2 separate regions of the Homo sapiens genome follow, and region 2 is linked to region 1. The links are chromatin loops, found by intact Hi-C in ENCODE. Cell type or tissue: gastrocnemius medialis. All regions are shown on one strand. Each heading gives the region's core, and the rest is flanking DNA. Links, peaks and the distances in the headings are about the cores only. Region 1 overlaps NFIC (nuclear factor I C). Region 2 overlaps NFIC (nuclear factor I C).

Region 1 (11,140 bases), core at 4,269-9,268:
GTGTCACCCGGCGTCAGACGCTCTCCCAGGCCCGCCTCCCCGCTTGGACCACCACATCACATCTACACGCACCAGCCTCCTCCCTCAGACCCTCCTTGCACCATGTCACCCCCATCAGATGCTCTCCCAGGCCTGCTGCCCTGCCTGGACCACCACATCACATCTATATGCACTGGCCTCCTCTCTCAGACTCTCCTTGTGCCATATCACCTACTTTACATATTCTCCTAGACTCGCCTCCCCTCTCAGACCACCACATCACATCTATACCCACCAGCCTCCTCCCTCAGATGCTCCGTGCCCCGTGTCGCCCCCATTGGGCACTCTCCAAGGCCCACTTCCCCTCTCAGACCACCACATCATACCCACACGCACTGGCCTCCTCCCTCAGGCCCTCCTGGCCCCGTGTCACCACCATCAGACACCCTCCCCGCTGGCCGCTCCGCTCAGGCCACCACACCTCACCTCGCTCACGCACGAAGTAGGCCAGGTAGAGGTCCAGCTCCTTGACGGCCACGCCAATGTGGTGCGGCTGCACGCACAGGACCGGGTGACCGCACTGCGCAGCCTTGACCAGGCGCTCGCCGTCGGTGCTCTCCAGCGGGATGCCCTTGAACAGGATGACCATGACCAGGTCCAGCCGCCACACCTTGTCCGCCTGCCGGAGACAGTCGATGCGCCGCATCTTGCCCTTCTGGTCGGGGTTGGAGAGCACGCAGCCCGGCGCCTTCTTGCCGGTGATGCTCAGCACGAAGTCCTCGCGGCACTCGGGCCGGATGTCCTTGCGCAGCTTGGCCAGCAGCCGCGACGCCCACTTCTGCTTGACCTCGGGCTTCTCGCCCAGCAGCTCGTCCTTGACCGCACGCTCCTCGTCCTTCGACATCCGCTTCTCGTGCTTCTTGAAGTACTTGCGCTTCCGCGCCTGCAGGTTGAACCAGGTGTAGGCGAAGGCGCGGACGTGAGGCAGCAGGGCCTCGATGAACGGGTGGAACTCATCCTGCAGGCCGGAGAGGCGAGAGGTCAGGAGCGCCAGGGACGCAGAGGGCGGACCCACTGCCCGGCCCCGAAGGCTGAGGTCGGAGGGGCCCTGAACAGACCCGCAGAGTGGGAGGGGCTGGGCAGAGGTGGGCAGGGGGTCGCTGCGGACCCGTGCACGCCGCCGGAGGCACGCAAAAGGCCCGGGGGACCCAGGAGAAGTTTATCAGGGACCTGCAAGAACCCATCGCCCAGATGAGCAAACAGACTTGGACTATGTGAGAGGCACAAATCAAGGCGGAAGTTTGTGGAGGATCATTTTTTTTTTTTTTTTTTTTGAGACGGAGTCTTGCTCTTAACGCTAAGGCTGGAGTGCAGTGGCGCAATCTCGGCCCACTGCAACCTCCACCTCCCGGGTTCAAGCGATTCTCCTGCCTCAGCCTCCCGAGTAGCTAGGATTACAGATGCCCACCACCACGCCCAGCTAATTTTTGTATTTTTAGGAAAGATGGGGTTTCACCATGTTGGCCAGGATGGTCTCGATCTCCTGACCTCTGATCCGCCCGCCTCGGCTCTCGGCCTCCCCAAGTGCTGGGATGACAGGTGTGAGCCACCATGCCCAGCCGTGGAGGACCTATGTTGAACCCCAGCATGCAGATGGAGCAAGCTAAGGGGGCCAGGTGGAGGCTCATGGACAACCCATTGTACAGACGGGTAAAACTGAGGTTGGGAGAACAAAGATGTCAGGGACCTATTCTCTGCCTATTGCAGCTAGGGTTGGGCTGGGTGTAATGGCTCACACTTGTAATCCCAGCGCTTCGGGAGGCCGAGGAGGGAGGACTGCTTGAGCCCAGAAGTTTGAGACCAGTCTGAGCCATATGGTAAAACCCCATCGCTACAAAACAAATGAACAAACAAAATCAAAAAAACAAAAATTAGCCAGGTATGGTGGTTTGCAACTGTAGTCCCAGCTAGTTGGGAGGCTGGGGTGGGAGGATCATTTGAGCCCAGGAGTTTAATGCTGCAGTGAGCTGTGATGGTGCCACTGCACTCCAGCCTGGGCGACAGAGCAAGACTGTCACAAAAAAAAAAAAAAAAAAAAAAAGCCTGGGCGCAGTGGCTCACACCTGTAATCCCAGCACTTTGGGAGACCGAAGCAGGTGGATCACCTGAGGTTAGGAGCTTGAGACCAGCCCGGCCAACATGGCAAAACCCCGTCCCTACTAAAAATACAAAAAAATGTAGCCAGGCATATTGGAGCACACCTGTAATCCCAGCTACTCAGGAGGCTGAGACAGGAGAATCGCTTGAACCTGGGAGGCAGAGGTTGCAGTGAGCTCAGATTGTGCCACTGCACTCCAGCCTGGGAGCCTGGGTGCCAAGAGTGAAACACTGTCTCAAAAAAAAAAAAAAAAAAAAAAAAAGAACAAGGCTGGGCACGGTGGCTCACGCTTGTAATCCCAGCACTTTGGGAGGCCAAGGCGGGCAGATCACGAGGTCAGGAGATTGAGACCATCCTGGCTAACACAGTGAAACCCCGTCTCTACTGAAAAAAAAACAAAAAAATTAGCCGGGCGTGGTGTCGGGCGCCTGTAGTCCCAGCTACTCAGGAGGCTGAGGCAGGAGATTGGCATGAACCCGGGAGGCGGAGCTTGCAGTGAGCCGAGATTGCGCCACTGCACTCCAGCCTGGGCGACAGAGCAAGACTCCATCTCAAAAAACAAAACAAAACAAAAAAAAACTAGGGTCGGCGGCCAAGCATGGTGGCTCACACCTGTAATCCCAGCACTTTGGGAGGCCACAGTGGGTGGACTGCTTGAGCCCAGGAGTTCAAGACCAGCCTGGATGACATAGCGAGGCCCCGTTTCTACAAAATCAAAACTTAGCTAGGTGATGCATACCTGCAGTCCCAACTACTTGGGAGGCTGAGGTGGGAAGATCAATTGAGCCCAGGAGGTCAAGGCTGCAGTGAGCCAAGGTTGCGCCATTGATCTCCAGCCCGGGTGACAACGTAGTGAGACCCCTGACTCCTGACTCAAAAAAAAAAAAAAAAAAAAAAAGAAAGAAATAAAAAAAAATGAAAAATGAGGCTGGGCGCAGTGGCTCACGCCTGTAATCCCAGCACTTTGGGAGGCTGAGGCAGGTGGATCGCTTGAGGTCAAGAGCTTGACACCAGCCTGGCCAACATAGTGAAACCCCATCTTTACTAAAAATACAAAAATTAGCTGGGCATGGTGGCACACGCCTGTAGTCCCGGCTACTCAGGAGGCTGAGGCAGGAGAACCCAGGAGGCAGAGGTTGCAGTGAGCCGAGAGCTCGCCACTACATTCCAGCCTGGGCGACAGAGTGAGACTCCGTCTCAAAAAAAAAAAACCCGGCTGGGCGCGGTGGTTCATGCCTGTAATCCTAGCACTTTGGGAGACCGAGGCGGGCAGATCAAGAAGTCAGGAGTTCAAGACCAGCCTGGCTAACATGGTGAAACTCTGTCTCTACTAAAAATACAAAAATTAGCCAGGCGTGGTGGCGCATGACTGTAATCCCAGCTACTTGGGAGGCTGAGGCAGGAGAATTGCTTGAACCTGGGAGGTGGAGGTTGCAGTGAGCCAAGGTCACTCCACTGTACTCCAGCCTGGGTGACAGGGCGAGACTCCATCTTGGGAAAACAAAAAACAAAAAAACAAAAAATGACTACGAAAGCTTGTTCCTACAGAGCATATGTACAGACAGGCCTGGCTGAGATCCACAGGCAGACACTAGGCCCGCCTGGAGGTTGAGGGCTGCTGGAAGGGTGGGGGGATTTCTGCATCAAAAGATAAGAGATTCAAGTGCACCAGGATTAATCAGAGGGAGGAGAAATCCCGGGTGGAGTCCTCTCCCTCCTTTCCCCTTTCCATGAACCCACTGTGCTGATACAGAAACAGACCAGAGAAGCAGACGCTCAGCCACAAAGGTTCAGAACTGGGGAGAGGGGCCACCCCGTTCCCTGCAGACCCACCCTGGAGATGGAAAATCCGAGGGCTGGGAAGGCGCTGAGACTGGGCCAGAGCTGGGACTTCAACCTACTCCCAAATCATGACAAATTGGTGTCTGAGGGCAGTCACAACACCCATGCTACAGATGAGGAAACTGAGGCCTTGAGGGGGAACCCGGCCATGGGGGACAGAGGTGGACTGGAACCTGCACTCATCTGACTTCCCCACGAAAATAACAGCAGCCCCTTGAAGAGAAATGTGGGGCAGTGGGAGGCCCCCAGCTCCCTGTCTGGGTGTGGGGAGGCCCCTCCCATTCTTCCCATTTTCCAGCAAGGGAAACTGAGTCTGCATAGCATTTGGGATCTCAGCTGGGGACTATGGCTAACGCCTGTAATCCCAGAACTTTGGGAGGCTGAGGTGGGTGGATCACTTGAGCCCAGTTCAATCCCAGCCTGGGCAACATGGCGAAACCCCATCTCCTTTTTTTTTTTTTTTTTTTTGAGACAGAGTTTCACTCTTGTCACCCAGGCTGGAGTGCAGTGGCACAATCTCGGCTCACTGCAACCTCCGCCTCCCAGGTTCAAGAGATTCTCCTGCCTCAGCCTCCCGAGTAGCTGGGATTACAGGCACACACTATTACAGCCACACACTATCATGCCCAGCTAATTTTTGTATTTTTAGTAGAGATGGGGTTTCACCATGTTGGCCAGGCTGGTCTTGAACTCCTGACCTCAGGTGGTCCACCTGCCTCTGCCTCCCAAAGTGCTGGGATTACAGGTGTGAGCCACTGTGGCCGGCAGGCAAAACCCTATCTTTACGAAAATTACAAAAATTAGCTGGGCATAATTTTTGTGGTGCGCGTCTGTAGTCCCAGCTACTTGGGAGGCCGAGGTGGAGAGATCACTTGAGCCCAAGTGTTTGAGAGCAGCCTGACCAACATGTCGAAACCCCGTCTCTACTAAAAATTACAAAAATAATTAGTTGGGCATAGTTGCTGTGGCGCACACCTGTAGTCCTAGCTACTTAGGAGGCTGAGGTGGGAGGATCACTTGAGCCTCAGAGGTCGAGGCTGCAGTGAGCTGTGATTGTGCCACTGCACTCCAGCCTGGGGGATAGAGTAAGACCCTGTCTCTAAAAAAATAAAAAATAAAATAAAACAAATTAAAAACATCTGGGACCTAGTTTCTCAGCCTCAAGGTGGAATAAATACAAGGAACAAGAAGAGAAAGAGAAGCAAAACTGCCTTTCCATCTCCCTGCCTTGACCAGGCTGGGCTGGGCATTTCGGACAGGGGTGATCCCTTCCTAGCACAGAAAGCTGTTTTCCTCCCCCCAGCTCTCAAAGGACTACATTGTTATTAATGATGCGATGATTGTTATCATTACAACTTATATTGCTATTGGATTTTTTTTTTTTTTTTTTTTTTTTGAGACAGAGTCTCGCTCTGTCACCCAGGCTAGAGTGCAGTGATGCGATCTCAGCTCACTGCAAACTCTACCTCCCGGGTTCACGCCATTCTCCTGCCTCAGCCTCCTGAATAGCTGGGACTACAGGCACCCGCCACCATGCCCAACTAATTTTTTGTATTTTTTTTTTTAGTAGAGACGGGGGTTCACTGTGTTAGCCAGGATGGTCTCAATGTCCTGACCTCGTGATCCGCCTGCCTCGGCCTCCCAAAGTGCTGGGGCTACTGTGATTTTTATTACTTTTTTTTTTAAGAGATGGGGGTCTCAGCCTGGTGTGGTGGCTCACGCCTGTAATCCCAGCACTTTGGGAGGCCGAGGTGGGTGGATCATCTGAGGTCAGGAGTTTGAGATCAGCCTGGCCAACATGGCGAAACCCCATCTCTACTAAAAACACAAAAAATTAGCCAGGTATGGTGACAGGCGCCTGTAATCCCAGCTACTCGGGAGGCTAAGGCAGGAGAATCACTTGAACCCGGGAGGCAGAGGTTGCAGTGAGCCAAGGTCGCGCCATTGCACTCCAGCCTGGGCAACAAGAGCGAGACTCCGTCTCAAAATAAATAAATAAATAAATAAAAAAGACAGGCGTCTCACTGGAGTGCAGTGGCACGATCTTAGGTCACTTGGGCCCTGAACTCCCAGACTCAAGCGATTCTCCCACGTCAGCTTCCTGAGTAGCTGGGACTACAGGTGCAAACCACCATGTCTGGCTAATTTTTATTTTTGCAGAGATGGAGTCTCACTCACTGTGTTGCCTTGGCCGGTCTCAAACTCCTGGGCTCAAGTGATCCTCCCACCTCGGCCTCCTAAGGCACTGGGATATTTTCTATTTTCTTTCCTTTTTTTTTTTTTTTTTTTTTTTTTTTTTTTGAGACAGTGTCTCACACTGTTGCCCAGGCTGGAGGGCGGTGGCATGATCTCAGCTCACTGCAACCTCCGCCTCCTGGGTTCAGGCGATTCTCATGTCTCAGCCTCCCGAGTAGCTGGGATTCCAGGTGCGCCACCATGCCCAGCTAATTTTTGTACTTTTAGTAGAGATGGGGGTCTTGCTATGTTGCCCAGGCTGGTCTCGAATTCCTGGGCTCAAGCGATCCTCCCGCCTCGGCCCCTCTAAGATGCTGGGGTATTTTCATTACTATGGACGCGATTGCTGCGATGATCATTTTGATTGCAGACAATCTTCCAGGAAGCAGGGAACAGCCTGAGGCCCCGCTCCGTGTTCTGTGGCATGGAAACTAAGGCTCAGAGAGGGGCGGAGACCTGGCTGAGGTCCCACAGGGTCTCAGGGCCGGTGTGAGGATAAGAATCAGGGCCCTGACCCCCTGGAAGGCCACGGGTCCCTTTCTCAGAACAGCCTGTTCTCTGTAAGATTGGGGTCTCAGGAAGGTAGGGAGACGTTGACCCTGGACTCCCACTGTGTGTGCCAGCGGATGTGGCTGGACTCGGTCCCATTTCCAGGCCGGGATGGGCAGAGCAGCTGCTGCCAGATCACCCTCCCTGCTCTGTGCTCCACGTCCCCTTGGGCCACCTCCGGCCGTGGGGTGCTTCGGGGGGAGGGGCAGGACATCAGATTTCACCTATTACTGAGGCTCTGAAAATAGCCTCCCCACCCAGTGAGACCAGAGTCAGCTTGTACCAGCGAAGCTCCCCCACCCCAATGTCCCCCAAAGCGTGAGTCACCGTAACAGCTGCGGCGGGGACCGGACCTCAGGGCCCTTTTCCGCTGCCCCCGCTTCCCCAGCCAACCTGCTAAGGCAAAGGGGAGGTGGAGGGGGCCCGGCCCAGGCCCTGTCCAATCTCGTCCCTGCCCCTGACTGGATGAGACCCAGAGATGGGGAGTGGTTTGTCCAGGGTCACACAGCCGGTCAGCAGAGCTGGGACCAGAGCCCAGATGGTCTGGCCAGGGAAGCCGGGCAGTGGGGGTGGTGGGGGGCACAGTGGGACGCGGCAGAGAGGACCCATAGAGGCGCAGGACCTGCCTGTGGAGGAGATGCCAGGCGGGCAGGAGGCCCGGACAATGTTGTCCAGCTGGGGCCGTGGCTGCCACCCAAGCTCTGGCGCTTACTGGGGCTGTGATAAGAGGCTGCTGGAAGGGACAGGGGAGGCATCCATGATGGGGGCAGGGATCACTGTCCCCCCAACTCCTTCTCTCCCCAACCCCCCTCTCTCTCTGAATTCCCCCTCCCCACTTCCCCTCTCCTCTTAATTCCTTTTCTCATCTGGCCCCTCGTAGATCTGAGTTCCCTTCCTCCTCCCTAACTGTCCCTCCCTTCTCTATGTTCCTCCCCTTCTCTGTGCCCTTTCCGGGGACAGGTGCCAGGGAGGCGGGCAGGGGTGGGGGCCCACGTCAGTGGTGACCCCGGCTAGTTACAGAGGCAGGAAGACAAACAGCTTGTAACTGGGTCATGGACCTGCTGCCCCATCCTCCCTTGTCCTCCCCAGGGGATCAGACCACGTGAGAGGCAGGGCCTGGTTGGCCGGTTGTCACTCTGTTTCTCCCACATGACCTGCAATAACCAGGGCCTCTTCCCCAGGGACCTCCTACTGCCCTCAGAGGCCCAACCGGCAAAAGAGATAACCAAGACAAGCTAGATGCTGAAAATCCTCCCAAACTCCTACACATCCCTCAACGCCCTATCTCTAGTGTCCCCTCCTTCAAGCAGCCTTTCCTCCTCAACCCAGGGTTTCCCAGATCTAGCCAGGACCATCCAGTTCTATCACCTCTCCCTCTCCAATCCTGAGGCCCAGAGTTGAGGCACCCACTGTCGGAGAAGGTGGCTGGGTGACAGTAAGGTCTATTTTCACCATCTGAATGGCTGGGGAACAGATCACCTCAGATAAGCCTCAGTCTCTCATTCTGTACAATGGGCAGAAAGGAATATTGCAGCCTGCTGGAGACAGGGGAGCTTGCCTGGTGACCTTGTTCCTTGCAAGGTGATGGGGAGAAGGGGAACAAGGCTAGGTCTTTCCTGGAAACCCCAGCTTAGCCCACTGGGACTTCCTGGCCAAAGAGAGCAGCAGCAGCTGGGAGAGACATCTGGACCCAAGACCTTGCTGAACGACCACGCCATGCACTGGGTGATGCCCTCACTCACCTCCCTGTGCTCCTCCCACCCTGAAAGTCCAGGCCAGCAAACCAGGACAAGAAACTCCAATTTCCAAACCAAAAGTTTCCAGGTAAAAGTGACTCAACAATCCTTCATGAGAATCTAGCTCATTACCTACTTAGCACTTATCCCAAATTCCTACGCATCCTTCAAAGCCTTAGTTCTAATGCCTTCTTCTCCGGGTCGGATGACTTGTCCATGGTCCCACGGACAACCCCAGGCCCATCCGGCACCAGCGTCAGGCTCTAACCTTGGGCCGCTCCTTCCCCTGGCTCAGAAAATCACAGCCTGTGGACATGTGAACGGCTCCCAGAGAGGGAAGATTCATTCTGTTGCTCAGCAAACATTTAGTGAGTGCCTGCTGCATGCCGGTCCCAGGTAGGGTGCCGAGGACTTGGCAGGGACCTGGGCTCGGCCCTCACCTGGATCCAGATCTGGGGCAGGGACGGATGGTTAAAATCAGCAAAATATGTAATAAAACGTCAAGTTGGGCAAAGTGCTCTGAAGAAATTTAAGAGTTTGAGGGACCAGAGAATCTCTGGGGTGGGGGGTGTTTTTTAGCTTGGGGGGGGGGTCCAGGAAGGTCTCTTGCAGGAGGAGACACCTGAACAAAGTCTTGAGAGATGGCACTCCAGGCCAGGAGCTTTCTGATGGAGAAATGGGTCATGCAAAGGCCCTGGGGCAGGACCGCACCTGGCGTGTTAGAGGAACAGCGAGGAGGCCCATGTGGCTGGAGCAGAATGAGCAAGGGGGAAAGAGAGAGGAGGGGAGGGTTGAGGAGGGGACAAGGACAGGCTGGGCAGGGCCTTGTGGGCCACAGTGAGGAATTTGGGTAAACTGAGTCCACAGGGTTCAAACTCTCTGCCAAGGCAGTGAGTCAGCAAAATGAACCCTGGGTCCCCTACTTCCCTCTGTGCCTTGATGTTCTGGGAGGACAATGAGGGCTGAGCCAGAGGGGCCAGGAGGTGGAGGAGAGAGGCAGGGAGCGAGGCTGTGCCTCTTACAGGCTGAGCGTTTGCTGAGCTATCACGTCTACTACGAAATAGGGGCCGGGCGCGGTGGCTCACACCTGTAATCCCAGCACTTTGGGAGGCCGAGGCGGGCGGATCACCTGAGGTCAGGAGTTCAAGACCAGCCTGGCCAACATGGTGAAACCCCATCTCTACTAAAAACACCAAAATTAGCCAGGTGCGGTGACACACACCTGCAATCCCATCTACTTGGGAAGCTGAGGCGGGAAAATCGCTTGAACCCGGGAGGCGGAGGTTGCAGTGAGCCCAGATTGTGCTACTGCACTCTAGTCTGGGCGACAGAGCGAGACTCTGTTTCAAAAAAAAAAAAAGTCTACTATGAAAGTGGGGACTATCATTGCACCCACTACCTCGAGGAGGAGACTGAGGCATGAAATCTTCCACCAAAGTCACACAGTCAGGGAGGAACTGAGCTGGGACTGGTCCCTGGGCCTCCTGGCACCCCCCCACCCCACTCCTGGGCCCCTTGAGCAAACAGTCTCGGGCCAGAGCGTCCAGTGACACCTGGTCTGCACCGTGCACACTCTCCGAGTCCCACGTGGTTCCCTTCCCCTTGTTTGATCCCCGAGGTCGGTCGCACACCACATCCTCAAGGAGTCCTGGTCACCTCGTTTCCTGCCCGTCCCCGACCCGGCCTAGACTGTCGGTCCCACAAGGGCACAGCTTTGATCTGTTAGCATCTCCAGCATCCAGACCACTGAAGCAATGCTCCCATCTTCTGCCTCTGGGACCCCCCTTATCCATGCACCCCCATGTGTAAGGAAGGCTGGTACCCACACAGGGCTGGTCAAACTCAGGGAGACCCTGGACAGGGCTGGGCAGGGAGAAAAGACTAACAGAGGCCGGGCACGGTGGCTCATGCCTGTAATCCCAGCACTTTGGGAGGCCGAGGCAGGTGGATCACCTGAGGTCAGGAGTTTGAGACCAGCCTGGCCAACATGGTGAAACCCCGTCTCTACTAAAAATACAAAAGTTAGCCAGGCGTGGTGGCACGTGCCTGTAATTCCAGCTACTTGGGAGGCTGAGGTAGGAGAATCGCGTGAACCCAGGAGGCGGAGGTTGCAGTGAGCTGAGATCACGCCACTGCACTCCAGCCTGGGCGACAGTGCAAGACTCCGAGAGAGAGAGAGAGAGAGAGAGAGAGAGAGAGAGAGAGAGAGAGGGAGAGAGAGGGAGAGAGAGAGAAAGAGAAGGAAAGAAGGAAGGAGGGAGGGAGGGAGGGAAGGAAGGAAGGAAGGAAGGAAGGAAGGAAGGAAGGAAGGAAGGAAGGAAGGAAGGAGAGAGAAAGAAAAAAGAAAGAAAAGAAAAACTAACAGAAATGCCACAGTAGAGAGGGGTCTGAGCCTGGGCCTTTCCAGGTCACCACTGTCCTTGTCACCCAGCCCAAAGCTGGGCTTACGCTGCGCAAATACACACAGAGGGAAGGGAGGGAAACTGGAAAATGCCTCTGGGGTGTTCAATGCAATTACTAGTTTAGCAACAACCATAAGCACAGCAGCACTTATTTGGCACCTACTGTATACCAGGTGTCGGACTAAGGTACATCGATGTCTCTGAGGAAAGTGCCATTATGTTTTTTATTTTATGTTGGC
Region 2 (11,483 bases), core at 3,377-8,376, 75 kb before region 1:
GCCTGATAAATGCCCGCAGGATCCCTTGGTCCTAATCCCACAAAGGAACGGTTTGCAGGGGACGTGTCGGGCGGAGAGTAGGCTGCAGGGAGGAGAGAGACCGAGAGCCCGTTAGCGAGGGGTTGTGGGAGCCGGGGCGGCCCTGGCCCCAGAGAGGGTGGCCACCGCCAGGCGTCACACAGCCGGGCCTCTGCACCCAGTGCCTGGGGCCTCCGAGCCTGCCGCCCTACCCCCAGTTGAACCGGGCCCCCCTGAAAGGCCCAAGGTCCTTGGGAGGCGGGGATCCTGACTCGAGGGGCCCGGGGGTCACGGCTGAGATCGCCCAGGTGGGCGGGGTGTCTGCTGAGAGGGAAGGCAGGATGGCTCTGTAATTCACAAAACCGCCCGTGAATTATTCAGGGTGGGCAGCGCCCGCCCGGTCCTGCCACTGAGGGCTGCCTCCGCGCGGGGTGCATGAATTATTGAGGGCGTTTTATTTATTAATCTTCCTCCCGGAGAGGGCAGAGGGAGGGCTGGGTGTGTGCATACATACAGATGTGCGTATTTATATTTCAGCCTCAGCGATTATATTTTGTCGGCGTGTGAGTAACTCACGGCCTGGGGCTACAGCAGGGATGGGGGCCTCAGACAGGCCGGGACCCAGGTAGGGGGAGAAGAAGCTGCAACAGGCAGGGTCCCCAAGTTGTCCTGGCTGGGGTTGGGGGGAGCTGGAGGCAGCGAGGCTTATGGGGAGAAGTAGGAGTAGATTTGCAGTTAAGAGCCCCGGTGCAGGGAAAGGGGGGTGGAATCCATGCCTATCCTGCATTTATTAAGTGTGTACTGTATGCCAGGCACTGGGCATAATCCCGTTGAGCCCTGAGTGGATACTAAGCAGCATCCTGCATCTATTAAGTGTCTACTGTATACCAGGCTCTGGGCATAATCCCACCGAGCCCTGAGTGGATCCTAAGCAGCATCCTGCATCTATTAAGTGTCTACTGTAAACCAGGCTCTGGGCATAATCTCATCGAGCCCTGAGTGGATCCTAAGCAGTATCCTGCATCTATTAAGTGTCTATTGTATACCAGGCTCTGGGCATAATCCCACTGAGCCCTGAGTGGATCCTACACAGTATCCTGCACCTATTAAGTGTCTACTGTATGCCAGGCTCTGGGCATAATCCCACCGAGCCCTGAGTGGATCCTACGCAGTATCCTGCATCTATTAAGTGTCTACTGTATGCCAGGCACTGGGCATAATCCCACCGAGCCCTGAGTGGATCCTACACAGTATCCTGCATCTATTAAGTGTCTACTGTATGCCAGGCTCTGGGCATAATCCCATCGAGCCCTGAGTGGATCCCACGCAGTATCCTGCATTTATTAAGTGTCTACTGAATACCAGGCTCTGGGCATGATCCCACTGAGCCCTGACTGGATCCTATGCAGTCAACGCTCCCATTTCACAGATGAGCAGGCAGGGACAGCCGGCAAGAATGACCACAGCTGCCTGACACCACGCAGCATCAGGCGCCACATGGAATGTCCTCTCTGCCTCCCTGACCCATGTCACCGGCTTGTCCCCCACTGCCCTGTGAATTGGGCACCAAGGCAAACCCACTTTGCAGCTGAGAAAACTGAGGCTCAGAGAGGGGAAGACACCTGCCTGAGGTCACACAGTGAGAGAGCTGCAGAGGTGGGATTCCAGCCCAGGGTGGATTTGGGGCTGATCTCCTCCAGCCAGTGATCAGAAGCCGGTTTTTATGGGCAGGCAGCCTGGGTTCTGGCACGCAGTGGGGACGGGGACAGGAACGCCGGGGCAGGGAGAAGAGGAGCTGAGGGCACCTAGAAGGAACCGTGGCCACCAACTGCTTGGGTGGGGTGGGGGGTCTCATTTGGAGAGTGAGGGACAGAGATGCTCAAAAAGGGGGGTGAGGGGCAGATGGAGTCCATGGGGAGAGGTCTCTGGGTTCAGAGATGTCTGGCGCCCTGTGAGGGTGGGTGACCCACCCAAGCCTGCATGGGGGTCGTGGGGAGAGTCTGGGGGTAGAGCCACTGCGGACGAATGGGGTGGACCTCAGGACAGGGATGCCAGGACCGAGGGGCCATCCAGCAGCCACCCAGAACCACATCCAGAGAGCAGAAAAATCTAGAAGGTGCAGCAGCCGCCAACCCAGGGGCTTCCAGGTCAGGTGGACAGGCGAAGAGAGTCCCATCTAAAGGTGTGGTCCAGCCCAGGTCACCCAAAGGAACTGGGCCTGGTGTAGCTCCTTTCTCCCCAAGAAGCCAGAACTCTGGAAATGTTTATGTAAAACGTCCTGATTTTAAAATGATAACAACCGATTCTCTTTCTCCACAAACAAAAGACCAGTCTGGGGGTCGAGTCTGGCCCTCGGGCCGCCACTGTGAGATCCGTGTCCACTGTCAGCTGCCTGACATACCAGGGAGGGTTTCTGACGGCCCACGGCGGGCACCGGGGTCCCCCAGGTGACTCGGCGAAGGGGACAGACCCTGGACTCTCACCCTGGCCCGAGGCTTGGTCCGGCCAGCCCCTAAGGCTGCCTCAGCCCTACATGGGCCCAACCACGTGGCCACTGGGCTGTTTTCCGGAGACCCACCAAACTCGCCAGGCCCTGCAGGGTCGGGCCTGACCTCTGACCTGGCAGTGGGGCTGGGGAGGGGACAGGCCCCCCTGCGGACATCCGCCCCACCAGGGCACCGCTTCCCGCGTGCTTACAAGGCGAGGTCGGCGACGTGGCTCCTCCCTCGGAGGTGGTGGCGGGTTTGGTGGCAGGGGGGAGCGCCAGCCGTGGCAGCCCCGGGGGCGGAGGTGCCAGCATCTGAGCAGAAAGGCAGTGGCTGGGCATTTTGAGCTGACCACTTCCATTTAACTGGGGGAACAGAGAGACACGTGGTTAAGGGGTGGGCTCCCCCTCTACCTCGGGCTGCTGGCGCCGGCCGCCCCCGGCTCTGTGCACGGCCCGGACGGGGTGGCAGGCTGGGGGGCCAGGGCGCGGGTGTGACCATGGCGGGTTTGGTGGGTCTGAGGACGGCCGGAGGTGGAGGGGCCTGGGGACACCCGCTTGCTGGTGTCACTCAAAGCCCGGCACTACTGGGGCCACGCTCACTGCATCTCCTCTGTAAACCCCCTGCACGCCAACTCGACTGATTTCCTTCCAAACAGTGCCACCGCCTCCTAACAGCAGGTTCTCCGCGTTTTTCCTAATTCACTGCGAGCACGCCATCATCCACCATCATCCACGGCCTGGCCCGTGGTTCCAAAGTCCGAAAAGCTCTGAACATCCAAAGCTTCCTGTGGAGTCTGGCAAACGCTGTCTTGCTCGAACTGAGTTTGGTGGTTTTTTTGTAATCAATGTCTTCCTGCCCCCCGCCCCCCAACCTTTTTTTTCTTTTTGAGACAGGGTCTCGTTCTGTCACCCAGGCTGGGGTGCAGTGGCACAATCACAGCTCACAGCAGCCTCGACCTCCCAGGTTCAAGCGATCCTCCCACCTCAGCCTCCTGAGTAGCTGGGACTACAGGCGCCCGCCACCATGCGTGGCTCATTTTTAAGTATTTTTTTTGTAGAAACTGGGTCACGCTATGCTGCCCAGGTTGGTCTTGAACTCTGGGCTTATGCAATCCTCCCGCCTTGGCCTCCGAAAGCGCTGGGATCACAGGCATGAGCCGCTATGCCCAGTCCCTCCCTGCCTTGTGTTAACATGAGTACGACTCACGCAGTTGCTGGGACCTACGGGTGCTACCCAGACCCCACAGGGTGCGACATGATGCGCCCGAAACCCTGACATCCGAAAGCATCTCAATTCTGACCCAATCCAGCTGCCTCCCAGCACGACAGAGGAGGGGACTTCAGAGCCAAGTCCTCAAGACCCTTTTAAGCAGAGGTTGTGCCTTCGTGTGAGCACGTGGCCCCCGGGAGGTCACCTGGAGCCGCCAGGAGAGGCCCGAATGCGCCCCGCCCAACTCACCGGTCCAGGTTGCTGGCTGGCTGGGTCGCAGGCCAGCGAGACAAGATCTTTGAGCGGGTCCTGGGGGTTGAGATGAGGTGGGTAGCGGATGGCCGTGTGGGGGAAGTAGGTGGAGGCCGTCTGGGGTAGGATGGACGTCGTAGGGAAATGCAGAGCGGAGGACGGGTGTGGGCTCCGGGCGATCCCTGCGGAGACAGTGGGAAGCGGGGGTTACTTGGGGGCTCCAGCCGGTCTGCTCTGTGACCGTGTGACTGTGTGTCTGTGGGTGTCATTCCTGCCGGCATCTCAGTGCGTTTAGTAACAATAACCACCAAAAAAACCCAGCAGCACTGACCACATTGACACCCAAATTCCCCGACTCCCACGGCAACCCCACTGGGGCTGTGATATTATCCTTGTGTTTTAATTTAATTTTTTAGTTTTGTAGAGGTGGGGGTCTTGCTATGTTGCCCAGGCAGGTCTCGAACTCCTGGGCTCAAGCGATCCTCCCTCCTAGGCCTCCCAAAGTGCGGGGATTACAGGTGTAACCCACTGAGCCTGGTCTTTTTTTTTTTTTTTTTTTTTTGAGACAGTCACCCAGGCTGGAGTGCAGTGGTATGACCTCAGCTCACTGCAACCTCCACCTCCTGGGTTCAAGCAATTCTGCCTCAGCCTCCCGAGTAGCTGGGATTACAAGTGCACGCCGCCATGCCTGGCTAACTTTTGTATTTTTAGTAGAGATGGGGTTTCGCCATGTTGGCCAGGCTGGTCTTGAACTCCTGACCTCAGGTGATCCGCCCACTTTGGCCTCCCAAAGAGCTGGGATTGCAGGCGTGAGCCACTGCACCTGGCCCCGTCTTTTTTTTTTTTTTTTTAAACAGAGGATGACAGGGTGGCCTTCAGGGGATGTGTCACCTGCCTGGGGCCACACGGCATCAGATGGCAGACCGGGAATTTGAACCCAGCCCATCTGGCCCCACAGTCTACACTATAAATCTAGGGTTGGCAAGCTCTTTCTGCAAATGGCTGAATAGTGATCTTTTTTTTTTTTTTTTAAGAGATAGAATCTCGCTTTGTCACCCAGGCTGGAGTGCAGGGGCATGATCATGGCTCACTACAGCCTTGACCTCCTGACCTCAGGTGATCCTCCTGCCTCGGCCTGAGTAGCACGGACTGCCGGCGTGTGCCACCACGCCTGGTTAATTTTTTGTATTTTTAGTAGAGATGGGGTTTCATCATGTTGCCCAAGCTGGTCTCAAACTCCTGGACTCAAGCAATCCACCCACCTCAGCCTCCCAAAGTGCTGGGATTGCAGGCATGAGCCACTGTGCCCGGCCTAATTCCAGCACATAAAGAAATTCCGTCTCCATCAGCCGTCACTCCTCACCTCCTCCCCCAGCCCCAGCACCCATACATCCCCTTCCTGCCTCTGTGGCTGGCCCTGTCCTGGACATTTCATAGAAATGAGATCACATGCTGTGTGGCCTTTTTGTCTGGCTTCTCTTACTGAGCATGACGTCCTCAAGGTGGCCTGCGTCAGAGCCTCGTGCGTTTTCATGGCTGAGTCATATTCTATTGTGGTGCCTGCCTTTTCCTCTTTCTAAACAGTTCAGTGATTTTTAGTATTTTCACTATTTATAGCAGTCACTCCCTCATCTCCACAGCCTCTGGCCAGATAGTAAATATTTTTGGCTTTTGGCCACGTGGTCTCTGCTGTAATTACTCAGCCCTGCCAAGACAGGGTGAGAGCTGCCACAGGACATATACAAAGACGTGGTCGTGGCTGTTTGCCAATAAAACTTTATTCGTAAGAACAGGCAACCAGGGGGCCAGCGTTTGCTGACCCCTGGCCCAAATGGCTGCTTTGATTTGGGACTGCCTCTCTGTGTGCATGACTGTGTAAAGAACTAAATAGTTGATCACTAGAACATGGGGTGGTAAGCAATATTTGAGGCTTCCTACAATTCACCCCCCTTAATCCCAATGGCAACCATGGAAGGTGATTTTTTGTTTGTTCTGTTTTGTTTTTTTTTGAGATGGAGTCTTGCTCTGTTGCCCAGGCTGGAGTGCAATGGCACAATCTTGGCTCACTGCAGCCTCCGCCTCCCGGGTTCAAGAAATTCTTGTGCCTCAGCCTCCTGAGTAGCTGGGATCACAGGCATGCATCACCACACCGAGCTAATTTTTGTATTTTAGTAGAAACGAGATTTCACCATGTTGTCCAGGCTGGTCTTGAACTCCTGACCTCAGGTGATCCGCCTGCCTCGGCCTCCCAAAGTGCTGGGATTACAGGTGTGAACCACTGTGCCTGGCCGAGATGGAGATGTCTCTTTTTTTTTTTTTGAGATGGAGTCTCGCTCTGTCACCCAGGCTGGAGTGCACTGGCACGATCTTGGCTCACTGCAAGCTCCGCCTCCCGGGTTCACGCCATTCTCCTGCCTCAGCCTCCCAAGTAGCTGGGACTACAGGCGCCTGCCACCACGCCCGGATAATTTTTTGTATTTTTAGTAGAGACGGGGTTTCACCATGTTAGCCAGGATGGTCTCAATCTCCTGACCTCGTAATCCGCCCGCCTTGAAATCCCAAAGTGCTGGGATTACAGGCGTGAGCCACTTGCACTTAGCCTTTTTTTGGAGACAGGGTCTTGCTCTGTCGCCCAGGTTGGAGTGCAATGGCGTGAACTCGCCTCACCGCAACCTCTGCCTCCTGGGTTCAAGCGATTCTCCTGCCTCAGCCTCCCAAGTAGCTGGGACTACAGGCGCATACCACCACACTCGGCTAATTTTTGTATTTTTAGTAGACAAGGGGTTTCACCATGTTGGCCAGGCTGGTCTTGAACTCCTGACCTTGTGATCTGCCTGCCTCGGCCTCTCAAAGTGCTAGAATTACAGGCATGAGCCACCAAGCCTAGCTTTTTTTTTTTTTTTTGAGATGGAATCTTACTCTGTTGCCCAGGCTGGAGTGCAGTGGTGTGATCTCTGCTCACTGCAACTTCTACCTCCCGGGTTCAAGCAATTCTCCTGCCTCAGCCTCCCCAGTAGCTGGGACTACAGGTGCGTGCCACCACGCCTGGCTAATTTTTGTATTTTTAGTAGAGATGGGGTTTCACCATGTTGGCCAGGCTGGTCTCAAACTCCTGACCTCAGATGATCCACCCGCCTCAGCCTCCCAAAGTGCCGGGATTACAGGTGTGAGCCACTGTGCCTGGCCTCATTGGCAGCTTCTGATCCTGCCTGTCCATCAGTGTCTGGGGTTGGAATGGGGGGATTAGATTGAGACGGGGGTGAGGGGAGTGAGGTGAAGTTAGGTTGCAGCCTTTTGTTATACAGGGGGGAAACTGAGGCCCAAAGGGACTGAGTCCAACCTCTCAGCCGGGCTGGAACAAGGCCCTGGGCGCTCTCCACTACGGCACCTCTATGGTTTTTTGCCCACCTAGAAGGCTACAGCAATAGGACTCATGGTCAGACATCCAGTGGGACTTCCCCGGCTGTGAGAGGCCTGATAGGAGGGCCCGCCGCCCCTCCCCGCCAGGGGCCCGTGGCGCTTACCGCTGTGCACGGCGATGACGGGCCGGTGGTGCTGGGTGAAGCTGGAGAGGCGGGGAGAGTCCTGGGGGGACGGGCTGTTGAATGGTGACTTGTCCATCTCTGTCTTCTTCACCGGGGACGAGATGCCTGTGGAGGGGATGGGACGAGAGAGTCACAGGCTGGTCACACCCCATGAGCCCTGGACCTTCCCCAAAGCCAGCCTCCGAAGGGATAGGAAGCCTCATCACCCCGCCTCCTCTTACCCCAGAATCCTGAGGGGGAGAGGCTGTGAGCCCATTACACAGAGGAGTAAACGAAGGCTCAGAGCAGAGAAGGGGCTAGCCAGGGCGGCACAGCCGGGGGATGGAGAGCTGGGTATCAACACGTGCCCCTGGGCCTCGCTCCTGGCCCTTGCCTACTCTCCTTCCAGAGAAATGGGAAGGCTCAGGGCTGCCCCATCACCTGGGAGTCACCCGAGCCCTAGAGAAGGTGGCAGGGAGGGCAGAGACAGTCAGATCCGAAGTCCAGTTAGACCCTGACTGGCTAAGGGCGCACAGACAAGCCCCAGCTCAGCTCTGCCTTCCCTCGTCCACGCGGGAGGAAGGAACGGAGCCTCCCTGGGGCTGAAATGAGGTGCATCCCCCCTCTGCAGTGACTTGCTGGCATCACTCTGCAGACAGGGGCCTCACTACCTCCCAGGCTGCCTGGGACAAAAGCCCCCACAGCCCCCAACTCAGCAGCTCAGCCCCTCACACCTTCCTCAGTGAATCAATGAATGAAGAAACAGAGGCCAGGCACAGTGGCTCATGCCTGTAATCCCAGTGCTTTGGGAGGCTGAGGTGGGCAGATCACTTGAGGCCAGGAGTTCAAGACCAGCCTGGCCAACATGGTGAAACCCTGTCTCCACTAAAAATACAAAAATTAGGTGGGTGTGGTGGCGGGTGCCTGTAATCCCAGCTACTTGGGAGGCTGAGGCAGGAGAATCGCTTGAACCCAGGAGGCAGAGGTTGCAGTGAGCTGAGATCACGCCACTACACTCCAGCCAGGGCTACAGAGCAAGACTCCATCACAAACACAAAAAACAGATGGATAGTCGGGTGCAGGGGCTCACGCCTGTAATCCCAGCTACTTGGGAGGCTGAGGCAGGAGAATCGCTTGAACCCAGGCGGCAGAGGTTGCAGTGGGCCGAGATCACGCCATTGCACTCCAGCCCAGGCAACAAGAATGAAACTGTGAAACTGTCTCAAAAACAAACAAGCAAGTAAACAAACAAACAAAAAACGGATGGACTCAGGGAGGCTCACCCACCAAACATCGGCTTCCCTCCCCCTCCAGGCACCCCCTGGAAAGCCCCTGGGTGTGGGGGAAGCAGGTGGTCCAGGGTTCAAACCCCGGCTGGCCATGAGGCTGTGCGACCTGGGGTGAGCTGCCACGTCTACCCCTTTTCATAAAACAGGGGATTCTGTAAAGCTCTGGAATTTCCATCGGGAGCAGTGTGGGAGTGGCAGCTGTGAGGATTGGGCCAGGGGTGCCTGTGCAGGTGAAGCCCATGGCCGTCCCAGATCCCTGGGCATCGGGGCATTCTCTGAGGATGCCTTCAGCCCTGCTTTCCGAGGGAACGTCAGCCACCCAGCTGGAAGAATGTTAGCTACTGCAGGAGCCGCTGCTGCTGCTATTTGGGGTGAGTGGGGAGATGACACGGTGCCCCTTGACACTTTCACCCTGTCTTCAAAATGAAGTGGGAACACAGAGCCCCAAAGAGGGCCATTTTGGGTATTTCCAGGAGGCTGGGGTGGAGTCCCAGCTCTGGAGCCGAAATGCCTGGCCTTCTGGGGCTGTGTCTTTTTTTTTTTTTTTTTTTTGAGATAGAGTCTCCCTCTGTCGCCCTGGCTGGAGTGCAATGGCGTGATCTCGGCTCGCTGCAACCTCCGCCTCCCAGGTTCAAGCGATTCTACTGCCTCAGCCTCCCGAGTAGCTGGGATTACAGGCGCCCACCACCACGCCCGGGTCATTTTTGTATTTTTAGTAGAGATGGGGTTTCACCATGTTGGCCAGGCTGGTCTCAAACTCCTGGCCTCAGGTGATCCACCCACCTCGGCCTCCCAAAGTGCTGGGATTATAGGCGTGAGCCACTGCACCCAGCCGAGTTATTTGTCACCCAGGCTAGAGTGCAGAGGCACGATCATGGCTCACTGCAGCCTCAACCTCCTGGGCTTAAGTGATCCTCCCACCTCAGCCTCCCAGGTAGGTGGGACCACAGGCATGCACCATCATGTCCAGGCAATTTTTTTTTTAGAGATGGGGTCTTGCTATGTTGCCCAGGCTGGTCTCAAACTCCTGGGCTCAAGGGATCCTCTTGCCTTGGTCTCTCAAAGTGCTGGGATTACAGGCGTGAGCCACAGTGCCTGGCCCCAGAGAAGCTTTTTCAAGTGAGGGCTAAGGATCACATCTTGCCTGAGAAATGCAGTGTCCTGGGCCCTACCCTATCCCTGGAAATGGAATCTCAGGGAGGCGTGCCCTGGGGAGCCGAATTTTTAGAAAGGATTTTTACATTTCTTTTAAGGTAAAACATATCTACTGAGACCATCCAAACAGGGTGATGAGTTTAGCTTCCCTTCGACCTGGCCCTTGGAGTTCCTTACCTCCAGGGTCTCTCAGACAGGCACTGTGGACACTGGGGCTGGATCATTCTCTGGGGTGGGGCCCTCCTGGGCACTGCAGGGTGCTGAGCAGAGTCCCTGGCCACCACCCACTTCATGCCAGGAGCACCCCCGGTTGTAACAACCACAGATGTCCCCAGACATCACCAAAAGTACCCTGGGCAAGAATCACGTGTGGGTGAGACCCTCTGGGTTAGGGGATCCCATGGACCCTCCACGAGACTATGTCCCATGATCCTCTGCCCTGCTGTGGTCCCAGGAGGCTGCACACACTGAAATCCACACGGAGTGAGGAGGGAGAGAGGAGGTGAATCCCAGGAGCTGGGGTCCCCCTGGTTTCTACCGTCTGCCCTGTCAGGAGCTTCTTCTGGTGTCTGGTGTGAGCAGTGACGTAACTCAATATTTTCCAAATAATTCACGCAGGATTTCTCAGTCTCAGCACTGCTGATGTGGGGGCCAGATCGGTCTCTGTAGGGAGCTGTCCTGGGCACTGCAGGGCGCTGAGCAGCACCCCTGGCCTCCACCCACTCCGTGCCAAGAGCGCCCCTCAGTGGGGACAACCACGGATGTCCCCAGATGTGACCTGCTGTCCCCGGGTGATGCCCTGATGAGAAACGGTGAGGATGTCACCGTGTCTTGGGTCTCCTGCTGGTGGTTCCATAGGCACCTGCAGGCATCTGTGTGGTACAGGCCCTCCCCAGTCCTGTCCCCACCTCCTCCATCCTCCCAGCATCGCTGCATCCTTCCCTGAACGGGGTTACCACTCAGGGAACTTCCGTCCTCTCTGATGGCTGCAGCCCAGGGGGAGCCCAGATCCAGGACCCAGCTGTGGGGGGACATGCAGCTCTTCATCTGCTTTTGTGGTTATGGAACCAGCTGTCCCCATGGCCCTGCACACACCATGCTGTGAGGAGTGAAGGTGTCACTGGGACACACCCCAGAAGCAGGTCAGCAGTTCCCAGGGACCCGGGAACACCCGGCTCTGGAGGAGGCGGGCACCCAGGACACCCACATGGGGGGCAGGAAGGATGACACCTCCACTCATGCCCAGCCTGTGAACACTCAAGGGGGAACACTCCTGAGGCCTCGGACATCGAGGCTGAGCCACCCAGAGAGGCCCCACTGCCCAGTGGGATGCCATGAAGTCTGTGACCAAGCTGGGCCCCAGCAGCCAGGCCCGGGCTTTTCCAGGGCAGGAGGATGTGGCAGGAATGAGGGTGGCCTGGAGCCGGGGAGGCCAGGCTGGTCTTGTCGGCACGTGTGTGTGCATGTGTATGCCTGTGCACGTGTGTGTGTGCATGTGAATACATGCATGTGTGTGCGTGCATGTATGTGTGTATGCCTGCACGCAT

The links. Hi-C counts contacts between places; a loop is a spot of excess contacts. Peaks named below come from ENCODE experiments on the same cell type or tissue, not always from the same donor. Only the 100,000 strongest peaks of a DNase experiment are listed, where the experiment ranks them.
Region 2: it touches region 1 in a loop (3-fold over the local background); 7 of 110 quality-filtered maps call a loop at or near these places.

The regions. Positions count from the first base shown.
Region 1 is chr19:3,371,569-3,382,708 of GRCh38, reverse strand. NFIC (nuclear factor I C) reads right to left here. Exons shown (of 11, transcript NM_001245002.2): 2 at 466-997. Among named protein-coding and RNA genes, the nearest start is that of NFIC, 11 kb to the right of the region's middle. RefSeq lists an enhancer at 6,802-7,217. In gastrocnemius medialis, for the core only: no CTCF peak of the experiment used is centred there; DNase peaks (open chromatin) are centred at 7,208, 7,828 and 8,477; H3K4me3 peaks cover 1,526 bases; H3K27ac peaks cover 5,000 bases.
Region 2 is chr19:3,445,149-3,456,631 of GRCh38, reverse strand. NFIC (nuclear factor I C) reads right to left here. Exons shown (of 11, transcript NM_001245002.2): 7 at 7,493-7,618; 8 at 3,966-4,150; 9 at 2,716-2,869; 10 at 1-82. Among named protein-coding and RNA genes, the nearest start is that of SMIM24, 30 kb to the left of the region's middle. RefSeq lists an enhancer at 10,782-11,323. In gastrocnemius medialis, for the core only: no CTCF peak of the experiment used is centred there; DNase peaks (open chromatin) are centred at 3,689, 4,821, 5,411 and 7,704; H3K27ac peaks cover 5,000 bases.